Linked DNA regions of Homo sapiens: regions 1 and 2 are each linked to region 3. Evidence: chromatin contacts called from ENCODE Hi-C or POLR2A ChIA-PET data. All regions are on one chromosome and are shown on one strand. The core of a region is the stretch at or near the end of the contact, and the rest is flanking DNA. Distances in the headings are between cores, read along the strand shown.

Region 1 (4,166 bases), core at 1,146-3,645, 36 kb before region 3:
ATCTCACTGGAAAATAAAGAGGCCAGTGAAATTTCAAAATCTGATTTGTATTTTATTTAATTGATTTATGTATTTTTGTGCCTGTAAATAATTGTTATATTACAAATAACAAACCTAAGCTTAAAAATATGAAGCCATTGCAAGAAAACCTTGTATGCCCTAAAACCTTATCTGTTATTGATAGAAAATTCAGAAAATGGGGAATTTTGGTTAGTTGAGATTTTCTGGATGGTTGAGAATCTTCCCTTTAATCTCTAAAGCTTTTTTTCACTTGTGTACTTTGGATAAACATTTTCCTAAAACTGAAAGCTCATATTCCCAGTATCATCAAACTGAGGATGTTAGGCCTAAGAGAATATAGATTTTGATGTTTCACTGGCCTTGAAACACCACGTCCCTGCTGAAGGCCCCTCCCTCCAGGGACATGTCCACCTAATGTGCTTCTTTAAACAAAGCAATCATTCTTATGCTCACTGTTGTGAGCATTATGATTTTATGCTCTAAAACTGTGGTGCTTTGGGGCCGTGTGACAGTGCAGTTTACCCCCAATGCATAACTGTGTTTTGATAAACTAATTATGTTAATAGTCATGCAGGCCAGAGGTGGGGCATAAGAACAATGGAAGTCAGGAAGAGGTGGTCTGGGTGCCAATAGTAGAATCTGAAAGACAGGGAGTTAAGTTCTACCATCCATTGAGTATGAATTGTAACTAGACATAGAGTCTTTTTTCAATTCTCTTCGATATTAAAAGAAATAATTTAATACAAAAATTTTATTTTAAATGCAACTTTTTGTGTGTACCCATATGACAGGTAGAGTCACAGATAGTTACAAACACACACACTCAACTGTGAAAATAAATCAGAATTTTCATCATTTCCTGGTAAATTTCAAATAGTCTTTTTGTCAACCTAGGTCCACTTGGGAAAATTATTAATCACTGTATGATCTTCATAATATTTTTAAATATTGCCATGAAAATCCAAGTATCAGTGCTATATTCCAATAAGTCCCTTACTACCATCTTTTTAAAGAATTTTGAATGAAAGAACTCTTTGGTGTATCAAGTTAAAAAAGAAAAATGCATCTTAAATCCCCTATATTTTGATGACTGTGGGCCCTGTTTTTCCCTTCAGATTTCAAATGTATGGAAGCTCTGGGCATGGAATCAGGAGAAATTCATTCTGACCAGATCACAGCTTCTTCCCAGTATAGCACCAACTGGTCTGCAGAGCGCTCCCGCCTGAACTACCCTGAGAATGGGTGGACTCCCGGAGAGGATTCCTACCGAGAGTGGATACAGGTATGCAGCATAAGATCAAGCCTATCTAGGATTGAATAAGTTTTTGACCATCTAGAGAGGTTGTTGAAAGAAAGTGGTACTGTGCCAAATGGCCTCCAATGAGAAGATAGGTTCACGGCCATCAGGTATAAATCACTGCAAGAGAAGATAGGTTCACGGCCATCAGGTATAAATCACTGCAAAATGAGCCCATCGCTACACGATCAGAGAAAAGCAGGCCCAAGATGACATCCCTGAAAACGCATTTATCTTCTCAGATACTTATATACTACTCTTCCGAGAATGTGACTACAAGTGTCTCACTTTGATAACAGCTCCAAGATCTGATTTTTCCCAACTACACACTGTCTGTTAATGGGCTTCCTATTTTGACATGTTTTTATTTCCTGGATGAAATATATGAATCCTGTTTATAGACGTGTATGAAATAATTGTTTCCAATAATAGGTTTCTGTTTGTTCAGGGTAGGAGAAGGGAAGGAAAGGTTGGAGTGTGTTTTTCCATGTAGGTCTATATAGCACACATCCAAGAAGGGGGTTTGGTTGAAGGCACTCTCCATTGACGAGATATCCATGTTTAGGCATGAAATGTACATATTTGTGTCTTCATTAGTGATGCTACCTCTGCTTTCCTCGCTTTGTTCTGGCATTCCCTTCCTGCTGTCACTTACATATCCCCACAGACACCTCGTCTGCCCCACATCCCCACCGCTGACCCCATTTTCCAGCCGTCTAATCTACCCCCTCTCATCGCCGGCACCACTCCTAATGCCCACTTGCCCAACCTTGATATCTGGGTATTCCCACCCAAAGGCCTGATGCTGACAGTCCTGAGTTTTTCACTCACTGTTAAATGAAACATCCATAGCTGGATCTGTGGGTTAAACTGTGGGCAAATTATACAAAAGATTATTTGCTGAAGGATCCAGGCTTCCTTTTCAGGAGAATAGTCAGATCCTGTCTTACGTTTATTGCTAGATATAAAATGACTAATTCCCAGAGAGAGTTTCTAAGCAAGAAAAAAAAAAAAAACCACAAGATGATTAATCCTCTACTTTCCACATCTATTGCTGCTTCAGTCTTTTGAGCACAAATAGCAGATTTTGTTTTACTTTGGAAAGGTCAATATTAGTTTAACATACACTTAAAGTGAAATGGCCTATTACAGGAGACTGAACTCACGCTAACCTCCAACACTGAGAAATATGTAGAGAGTGAGAAAAGATGAGACGTCTACCTTGGGATTGCTGAATCCATCTCTAGATTAAGACAGAAATGAAATGAGTTTGCCAGTGTCAAAATAGTTCTTGGTAACTTGTTTTCCCACATCCCCAAACCAACAGGCAGTTCAGTATGATTGACAGATGTGCCTCTCGGGGGAAGCTTACATTTTGCAGCACTAAGCATGTTTGCATGGTAATGAAACAGGAAAGGTCTCCTTGTGTCCCTCACAGGGCGTGCGATAGGGGTGTGGCTCGCTTCTTCAGTGCCCCGCTGCTGAAACCTCTAGGGGAGCATACAGATGGGCAGGCAGTGGGGCTTCGACCCCACGGCAGTGTCTAAGGCTGAATGTTTACAGCCGCAGCCCCAGTGGGCGCGTGTTACAGGTGCTCTTTTGCTTTGCCGTCTATAGGCGGCTTGTGTTCACCAGCTCAATTAGACCCCCTTCCTTATCACAAGGACAGAGGGATTTCTGTATCCCAGGGTTTCTTGCCTTGGTGTACGGGAAGATTCGGATCACACGTGGTCTTGGAGAATGCGTGCAAGGTTTTATTGCTGGGGGAGCCGGAAGGGAGATGGTTTTCTCCTGGACTCTTCTCCAACAGCTCCGGTCAAACTCCACGTCGTTGTGCTTGTGCCTGTTGGTGTGCTCTTCTACCGGTGGGCTCTCGACGATCAGCCACTTGTGCCTTCTTCCCCCAATGTGTTCCTCACGATATCCAGCCGCTTGTATATCTGCCCGCTAGGGTCTCGGGTTATTAAAGGCCCAGGATGGGGGCGTGGTGGGCCATGGTGGTCTTGGAAAATGCAACATTTAGGCGGGAAAGCAGGAGTACCTGTCTTCACTTTGGTCCGTGGGGGTGGAGCCCTAGCCAGGGACTCTCCTTTCTCTACCCTGCACTTCCCTTCCCCCTTCTGTACCATTTAAAGGGACCGCGCTCTTGCCTTCCCAGCACTCCCGTATCAGTAATGTAGTCCCATTCTTGGTAATGTGGGGAGCTCTCACTAAGGTAGAAATGGTGGTCTTCCAGGAGCTCTGAAACTGCAACTGTAGCAATTCTTCTGCGCAAGGCAATTCTCTTGTCAGTAAAAACACTAAGACTACATGGCCTCTCACAAAGCATTTGTGAACAGAACAGATTTACATCATTCTTTGGAGTTAGACACAATCTGAGATTGCCCCAGAAGAAAAAAAAATCTCAAATCATCCATCTCTTTTTGCCAATGAGAAAACATGATCAGGAGAAGCAAGGTAACTCAAACCCCAAAAACTAGAGGGTTTTCTTCTTGCTTATGCCATGTTCTATGGCTGGGCCAGCTGGGGTCTGCTCTGTATCTTCTCATGCCAGGACCCAGACTTGGGGGACAGCGTCCTCTGAAATGTTGCCTGCCCCAAGGCAGAGTGTATTAGTCTGTTCTCACACCGCTATAAAGAACTACCCAAGACTGGGTTAATTTATAAAGGAAAGAGGTTTAATTGACTCAGTTCTGCATGACTGGGGAGGAAACTTAGAATCATGGCAGAGGGGAAGCAGGAAAGTTAAGATCATGGCAGAAGGGGAAGCAGGCACGTCTTACATGGCGGCAGGTGAAAGAGGCGAGTGAAGGAGGAACTTCCAAACCATCTTATAAAACCATCAGAT
Region 2 (4,291 bases), core at 746-3,245, 61 kb after region 3:
TTTAGTCTTGTCCTAAGGCAAACCCATAGGCTTATTTAAGGCAAAGCAAGATTACAGATCTTTAATATTCTTCATTGATCTCTTCTCTGTGGCTCTTCCTTGGAAGAATCGTTTTGAGCTAATTCTTACTGTCCTACGGCAGGGCAGGCTCCTTCCTAAGCCAAGGTCAAGCAAACACTTACCAAGACGCAAGGAAGAGGTAAAGGTGCCTTGGTGCCCCCTCTCTCCGTAAGTGCAATTAGACAGTTGCCCATTTCAATCTGAATATATACAGCTTGACTAACTGACTCGCAGCCATGCCGTCCATTCATTTCCACTTGAATATGTACCATCCCCTGAAGTTTATTATAAAAAAATTGACCCGTACCAGGTTTTTCACTATCAGAGAAAGAATCAATGCAGTAACCTTGAAATAAAATTTTAAAAAATTATGAATGTCTGTGGCAGTCATTTTTCACCATTTTGTGGCCTTACATTTTTGTGGCTTTTGCTCATTTTAATATGCTGCTTGGGTGCCATGATCCCTTTTTGACAGAGAAAAAACAAAGGTGGTAACCACCTGACCAAGTTCACCCAAATAAACACATAATGGCCAAGGCAGAAATGAAACCTGGCTCCTTGCAGAGAAACCTGACTCCTGAAATTCACTGTCACTTGTTTCAACTCTTTTTTGTACTCAGCCTTGTCTCAAAGACTAATGGTCTCTATTTCTGTGCAGCTCCAGGAGGAGTTGTTAGTGAGACACAGAGTGGAGGGAAGAATAGGATTTCAGAGGGGACAAGAAGGAAAATGCCGGAATCTTGCAATATTAAATCATGGAAATGGAGATGGGAACATATAAGGTCCCGTAATCTTAGAGGTTCACATAGCATTAGCTCTTCAAGAAATAGTATCGGAATATGATGCAATCCCAGTGGGACTGAAAATGTGTCATTTCCTGTTGAGGAGCAATGACTTTTAGGTATTTGGTGCCAATGTGTCTGCATGCTGTTCTAATAGGAAAGAGAACAAGACATTGGTGGGGATCATTGCTGTCAGAGAAGACTCAGGAGTATATGGTCCTTCCTAGCACACTCGAGGGTAGGGTCTCTGGATGATACTACAGAGCATTTTCACCTCCTCTGGTATGAAGATTTTCAGAAAACCAGCTGGTGACCATCTCACTCCATACATAAAGGAAGTGTGGGCAAGATGGTGTAGAGGAAACCCAGCAATGGACTGGACTGATTGAAGAAAAGAATCAGGAAAGAAAAGCCGTTCCTCAAGAGCCTCCTAAGGAATCTTGGTTATTTAAGATATTTCTATAGAGACGATGGTATAGACTAATGTTTATGGGAAGTGCCATATACAACTACATCCCTCTTGAAGAATCTCAGTGTATCTCACCACACTAAAGCCATTTTGATATGCTAAAGTACACTTTAATCCAGAATTCCCCAAATTTACTTACTCATGGAAAAATTTGCATATTCAATACTTTGATAATGTCCCCATTCTAAGAAATGGTTGAATAGCAATAGACTAAGAAACATATTTGTTTGTACAAATGAATATCAGGGCACATTATGGTTAGAAACTTTACCCCAAGATGTAAAGAAGTGATTCTTGAGACATTTGGTCTCATTGAGCAAATAAAGGACCAAAAAAAAAAAAAAAAGCCTTAGAACAGTCTCGATATGCAAGACTGCGATGTGCGATGTACAGGAATCTCTTAGGGAGAAATTCTTGGCCAGAATTTACAACTTGTTCCCTATCCGTTTCTATCAACAAATGCTTCATGCTAATGAGTCTGGCGTTATCACTCATCATCATCTCCATGTTAATCACCGTGATTGCCTCAGTTGTGCGTTTATAACACTAAGTTAAACAATGCAGACAACACTTTCTTCTTCCCTGACTGTGACAGTGTATCATAATTGAGTCATTTCTGCCCCCCTGGTCACCTTGGTATTCTCGGAAGTGCATTCTCTGTATATTAATCCTCTAGTTAAATATTGATAGCAAGCCTCTGCCTTCATATTTACTTTGTTGCTCCATTATTGCTACATACGTGGTGATTATTTGTTTCTGTCTTTTCAGCCTGTTTAATCAGGACTGAGTCAACGTTCTCTATGTTTAACCTTCTTGTCCAATCATTGTTGGAGAGTGTTTTGGAGAATATTCTGAAATCAGCTTGGAAAGAATTCTCTGCACTTGGTGTATGCCCCATCATAACCAGTAGGGGTCAGAAGGGCATTTCTCTCTGGGGTCAGGTGGTTGGTGGTGAGAAAGCAAAGTCCTGGAGGCATTGTCTTGGGTTGAACATCTCTCCTTAAACATTGTCTCCAAAAAGTAGATGAGAGAGAGAGACAGAGAGAGAGAGAGAGAGAGAGAGAGAGAGAAATGTCACAGGGCCAACCTGACAGCTCTTGTGTTTTTAATGGAGTGTTGGCCCTGGAGCTCTCACAGGATATGAATTTGCAACAAAAGTGGCTATCCCAAAAAGGGCTATGGAGTGGCAGAAAATGTGCCTGCCAAAAATAGAGACCTGGGTGCGATCCCTGGTCTTGATGAGTGTCTATTGGAGATTTCTGGGCAAGTAACTGAACTCTTTCCATTTGTGCCAGCTGATCACGGTCTTGTGAGAGCATTAAGTGATACATGAACAGGGAGCATATTTGAAAATACACCATTCTCTGCTACTACAGAAAGATGCACTAAAGCATAGAAATGGAAATATCATCCTTGAAGGCAAGCAAGTCATTCTGCTTTAATGAGAATGGTGTGTGTGGTGGCAGTCTTCAGCTCCAAACTGAAAGCTGTGAACCACCCCCAGAGCAGAAAGACCACCATTGCTTCCCATATGTGTGTATTTTAGGAAGGGGTGATGATTAAGTCTTAGACACCATTTTTGTCACTACCAAAAGAAAAAGACTAAACAGATGTTCTCTGGGCCCTTTCCAAGCCCTGGTTTATTTTGTTCATCAGTGACTTCGGAAGTCTCTTCCCGACCCTTCACTCTTGCAGAAGAGAGGCAAGTAAGAAGTGAATCTTTCAGAAGATGACAATCTGATTTCCAACAATAGTGTCTTGCAGTTTAAAGATTTTAAATAAGTATCATTTGCAAATACATTGTTTAAAGTTTCCCCAGAGATTGCTAGTAAGGCGAATAGCCCTTTGCATTGGTAGAGAAGGAGGACAGAGTCCTAAGTTTTCCAGCGATTTTCAGGTGATCCCTTCCATTCTCCAAGTCCAGGGGAATTTGAGGCTTCTGTGGCATTAGTGATGCCGACAGGCATAAAAACTGAAATCTGAATATCTAAGCTCTGAGTAGTCTGCTTGTTTTGTGTTTGACCCATTATTCAATGGTTGGTGAGTATTTGCCATTCCTCTAAAACTTCGTATTTTGTCACGTTGCCATACTTCTGGAAAATGCCTGGAATACTCCCTCCCCATTCCCTTGGGATTTTCTACTCATTCTTGGAGCTGCAGCTCAAATTTTCCATTCAATGAGATTCTTCTTTGTCCCCGCAAGTGAGAGAGAGAGAGACAGCCACCATCTGTGTCTCCAGAGGGCCTTGTACAGGCGCTATTTATAGCAGCATCATATTATAATTAAATTATGTATTTGTTTTCTGTATTTGTCAGGCTATGGTCAATAAAATAAAGCCCTTTCCAGGTAGTTCAACAGGAGGAATTTAATGCAATAAGCCAGTTACAAAGATGTTGAGAGAGTGAATAAACCAAAGAAGACGTAAGGGGGCATCTCAGATTTTAGTTACACTAGGAAGCTGCTAGCAGTCACAGGGCTAAAAGAACAAAGGTAAAGCATAAGCTGTTACCAGAGCCCAGCAGTCAAGGCTCCCTGGCTAGATCTGGTCCAGTGGAACTAGGATCACTGGAACACCACCTGAAGCAAAGAGAGATGGGGATGATTCTCCCACCATCTACCCAATACCCATCCTCCAATCTCAAGCCAGTGTCCCCACGGCCTTAAACAGAGACCAACGCCTGTTGCTAAGGCTATCTGGGAAATGCAGATTTCAGAGAATGGCCAAGGACTGGATGTGACAGCAAAGAAGCAAGTAACTGCCTCCCATACCCATCTCTCTCAGTAGACACAGAGTTTCATTCTGATTTCTCCAGCACAAGAAAGATACTACACGAGTTTGCTGAGTAAAGTGCTGAACTGAAAGTAAGATCCATTTCCTTTGTATTCTTGTCAAAGGAGCTTATGCCTCTTTAGAAAAATAATACCAACCTTCTTAGCCTAGCCTAAACCATTTTCTTTTTTCCTCCCTTCAGTTACGGT
Region 3 (4,366 bases), core at 1,723-4,222:
GCCATTTGAGGTTTGGGTGGAAATTTCTGGCCCATTTCTTCAACCTTATCTCATGTCATTGTATTTAAAAAAAATGAGGTAAACTTCATAAAGACTCCAAACATGTTAGTCAAAATTCTGAATTTCCAGGCTCTTAGAGATTTATGTCACATCCTTTTAGTTGAATACAATTTTTTTTATACCTAAACTGTCCTTTTTAATTTTCACAAGGATTTCCCTGAGAGGTGATGCTAGGAATGTGAGCAAAGAAGGTAAATAATTTGTTCAATTTTTAAAAATAGTTAAATGATCTAGTTATGTAAACTTAGATGTCTAAAATAGCATATCCTAATATTTTCATACATAATTAAGTAGCTATTTTTCAAATAAGGTGCTTCCTTTCAGTTCCTAGTGCTAGTCTCTTAATCATGGTCTCCACTATACTTTTAAATATTTTCTCTCTAGTAAAATGTCTCTAGTCTCCAAATAATTGCCAGAAGCAGGTTTTTGGAGAGGCTAACACGTTACGATAGTCACATGGACAGAAGGCAGGCAGACATATCCAGGCTTGACTGTGGACTGTCCACTTAGTGTATGCATGACGGACCATGGATAAGACATTGAGACTCACTCTGATCTCCGTTTTCTGGTCTGTGAGGATCACCTTAATGCAACTATAATGAGGAGTCAATGAGAGGAAATTTGGAACACCCCTGGCTTAAACTAAGTGCTCACTAAATGGTACCCGTTAGACTAAAATAGTACATGGCACTCAATATATTGAACCTAGCATATGCCCCAGCAAGCAGAGCCTCTAATAAGACAGTAATTTCAAGTTTTTCTTCTTGATTATCAGAAGCAGATAATTTTCATTTTCTTGAAATGAAAATCAAAGGTCCCCTTGAGTAGAGATTAATGAAAGGAGGACTACAGTATTCCTGCTGGACTAGATGGTCCAGGAGAGCAGGGGACCTGTTTGCCTCATTTTCTGTTGTGTCCTGTATGCCTGGAACATAACAAATGCTTGGTGGTTACTTTTGAATGAAGGAAGTGCAGTTTTATGCACGCCTTCTGAGAAACAAGCGGCTGGACCTCAAATTTTCACCCTGCTGAGTAGTCACAATTCAATCTGGATTTTGTTTAAGCCTACCTAATGAAAGGTTACTGCTTGAACACATCACTTGGCTTCCAAAGCCACTAAAGCCCCAAGTTTTACCCTAATTTTTTGATTCAGAAATTATTTTTTAGAAATATAGTAATCCTGGACTGGGCGCAGTGGCTCACTCCTGTAATCCCAGCACTTTGGGAGGCCGAGGCAGGTGGATCACGAGGTCAGGAGATTGAGACCATCCTGGCTAACACAGTGAAACCCCATCTCTACTAAAAATACAAAAAATTACCCAGGTGTGGTGGCATGCACTTGTAGTCCCAGCTACTCAGAAGGCTGAGGCAGGAGAATGGCGTGAACCCAGGAGGCAGAGCTTGCAGTGAGCCGAGATTGTGCCACTGGCCACTGCACTCCAGCCTGGGCAACAGAGCAAGATTCCATCTCAAAAAAAAAAAAAAGAAAGAAAAAAGAAATATAGTAATCCTGGAAAATTCAGAGTTTGTCACCATATAGAGATATAAAGAAAATAAGATTGGAACAAACCATTCTGCTTTATAGGTGATTGATGAAGGGCATTTTCATTATTTTGACAAAGTAGGCTTCATCATTTTGGCAGAGATGGAAATCACGTTGGGCAATGGCTGCTTAACACACTCTGAACTCTGCTATCTTCTGTTATTAACCAGAAGTCTGTTACCCAGCGCTTCAACACATATTCATGTGCTCCTAAGTCAATCAGAATTCACAGTGATGATCTCAGACACCATAATATCCAGAGGTACTTTCTGAGTCATCAAGGAGAGATTAAATTATGCTCATTCAGGGTCTCCCATCGAATGCAGTTATTACTTTCTCATTCGTTGGAAATTGGTTAACTGGATATTTGATTTACCAGTATACCTCAGTTTTTCCATTAAAGCTGAGTACAGAGATTTACTGTAAAATAATATCACTGAAAATAACGACCTCAATCCTCCATTACAAAACTCATTTCTCCCTTCCATCCTGAAGTGGTCTTAAGCTTTCCAAACAAGGCTGCCAAGTGAAATACAAAATGTCCAGTTAAATTTGACGCAGACAAACAAGACATAATTTTTCAGAATAAGTATGTCCCATGCAATATTTGAGACATATGTGTACTAAAAAATTATTCATTATTTCTCTGAATTCTAATTTCACTGGGCATCTTGTTTCTTGTTTTGTTGTTTATTTGCTAAATCTGGCAACACTATTTCCAAAGGGTTTGACCTGCACCGGGCTGACCTGTACCAGCCTGCTATGAAGGGACAGAGTTAAACGCTAGCATCTCATTCAAACCTTGAATTAATTGTTAATGTAATTTTTCTGCAAATTATTGTTAAAAGTGAGTCACATAGTTTTCAGTCAAAGGTAAATCAAGTTGCCTCTTCATTTTTTTTTTTTTAATGAGGCAGCTATATGGAAGGAATAACAGTCTCACTTTGCACCATGGATATGTTGGCTAAATGGGGACAGGGCATCACTAAGTCTATGAATACAGAAACTGTGCCCCAGCCGAGTCTGCATTAGAGAAAGGGCATTAATCTGGTGACGGTTCTGCTCTCCTTACAGTATTCAAGTTAATTATGTTTGCCTCCAAATGGTAACATCTGGTCCCCATTACCAGCTAAACATTGCCTTTCTAAAAGCTTGTTTGGAATCAGGCAGGTATGAACACCGTGGCCAAAAAATGGCACTCTATTTTTAACACTACAGTTTCATAGTCCCTTAGTAAAATTGTTTTTGTAAATCTTTTTTTAATCCCGACTGAGTATATTCTTGGTTTCCAGATCCCAGCCTGGAGCAAATACTGTGGTTAAGTTACAGGAAAGGGCAATTGAGAAAATGACAGCTGCCTTTCATTGTATTAAGTTGATTCATTCAACAAATATTTGTTGAGCAAATACTATGTATAAAACAGGGCATGAAGAGTCATATAAAACAGAAAAATATGACTTAGTTCGTGTCCTCAAAGAAGTTAAAATCTGGGGAGGCAGAAAGCAGCATTCCAAAGAACTAAATGTGCTCATCAGCATTTGAGGGCTGGATATGGTGGCTCAAGCCTGTGACCCCAGCACTTTGGGAGGCCAAAATGGTAAGATCTCTTGACCCCAGTAGTTTGAGAGCAGCCTGGGCAACATAGCGAGACCAAAAAAAAAAAAATTGCCAATCATGGTAGCATCCACATGTAGTCCTAGCTACTCAGGAGACTGAGGTGGGAGGATTGCTTGAGGCCAAGAGTTCAAGGCTGCAGTGAGCCATGATCACACCACTCCACTCCAGCCTGGGTGACAGAGTGAGACCCTGTCTCTAAAAATAAAAATTAAAAAAAAGGCCGGGGTGTAGAGGGGCCAGGCGCCGTGGCTCACACCTGTAATCCCAGCACTTTGGGAGGCCGAGGCAGGCATCACGAGGTCAGGAGATCGAGACCATCCTGGCTAACACTGTGAAACCCCTCTCTACTAAAAATACAAAAAATAAGCCGGGCGTGGTGGCAGGCGCCTGGAGTCCTAGCTACTCGGGAGGCTGAGGCAGGAGAATGGCGTGAACCCGGGAGGTGGAGCTTGCAGTGAGCCAAGATCGCCCCACTGCACTCCAGCCTGGGAGACAGAGCGAGACTCCTTCTCAAAAAAAAAAAAAAAGAAAGAAAGAAAGAAGGGAAATGCAGATAAAATGGTGTGAAGAGGCCCAGAAATGGAAAACTGTGTCCAGTTGCAGAGAACAGAAAAACTGAGTAAACGATGTGGCATTTGAAAACAGGTCAGGATTTTAAGCAGTTCAGATAATGGAAAAGGGTAACATGACAGGGAATTCCTTGTGGAGGGAACAGAAAGAAAGCTCCCAAACTCCCAGAAGTAAGGAAGTTCTTCATGCCAATTGGCACTGGTTAAAGGAGTGAATGGGGAGAGGCCTTGCAAGGACATGACATGGAAGGCCTGCATGCCTGACTGAAAATGACGTGCGTAATTTCTAGACAAGAAGGCACTGAATGTCTGAGTAAAGAAACGACATGATCTGGACCATAGAACTCATGTGGAAAGTATCTGAGTAATGAATTCTTAAGGTTCAGCTGATAATGTGGACTTAGTTTAATTGCATTAGATGTTTGCCTCTCACTTAGGGGTAGTTATATTTTTAGGCTAAATTTTTATTATATAACGCAGAATTGAGTTGCTTCAAAGAAAAATAGGTTATCATTCTTGCACATGTTCTTGATTAGGATGTACAGTTTCTAAAGGAAAATACTTGAAGTGTTGGACA

The links. A loop is a pair of places that touch in the nucleus more often than their neighbours do. ChIA-PET counts read pairs that join two places held with the same protein, here RNA polymerase II (POLR2A). Pooled maps may share reads with other maps.
Region 1: a loop to region 3 is called in a map of PC-3, with 6 times the contacts of the local background. The contact joins two enhancer-like sites. A Hi-C loop is called at or near these places in 12 of 168 maps with a recorded cell type or tissue (CD4-positive, alpha-beta memory T cell, CD8-positive, alpha-beta T cell, Caco-2 and 8 more) and 12 of 50 pooled maps. POLR2A ChIA-PET finds 5 or more read pairs at or near these places in 9 of 52 experiments (AG04449, BJ, CD4-positive, alpha-beta T cell and 6 more).
Region 2: a map of PC-3 shows a loop between it and region 3 (7-fold over the local background). The contact joins two enhancer-like sites. A Hi-C loop is called at or near these places in 1 of 168 maps with a recorded cell type or tissue (PC-3) and 4 of 50 pooled maps. POLR2A ChIA-PET finds 5 or more read pairs at or near these places in 1 of 52 experiments (PC-3).

Annotation. Positions count from the first base shown.
Region 1 is chr10:33,251,165-33,255,330 of GRCh38, reverse strand. NRP1 (neuropilin 1) reads left to right here. Exons shown (of 17, transcript NM_003873.7): 6 at 1,137-1,303. Among named protein-coding and RNA genes, the nearest start is that of NRP1, 81 kb to the left of the region's middle. Within about 2 kb of position 2,395, at least 5 of the 41 ENCODE cell types and tissues checked have a DNase peak (open chromatin) inside an H3K27ac peak, as active enhancers do; they include PC-3, PC-9 and endothelial cell of umbilical vein, where a contact is called at or near this core.
Region 2 is chr10:33,153,940-33,158,230 of GRCh38, reverse strand. No RefSeq gene overlaps it. Among named protein-coding and RNA genes, the nearest start is that of IATPR, 39 kb to the right of the region's middle. Within about 2 kb of position 1,995, at least 6 of the 41 ENCODE cell types and tissues checked have a DNase peak (open chromatin) inside an H3K27ac peak, as active enhancers do; they include PC-3, where a contact is called at or near this core.
Region 3 is chr10:33,215,522-33,219,887 of GRCh38, reverse strand. The region is part of intron 8 of NRP1 (neuropilin 1); the gene reads left to right. Among named protein-coding and RNA genes, the nearest start is that of IATPR, 100 kb to the right of the region's middle. Within about 2 kb of position 2,972, at least 6 of the 41 ENCODE cell types and tissues checked have a DNase peak (open chromatin) inside an H3K27ac peak, as active enhancers do; they include PC-3, PC-9 and endothelial cell of umbilical vein, where a contact is called at or near this core.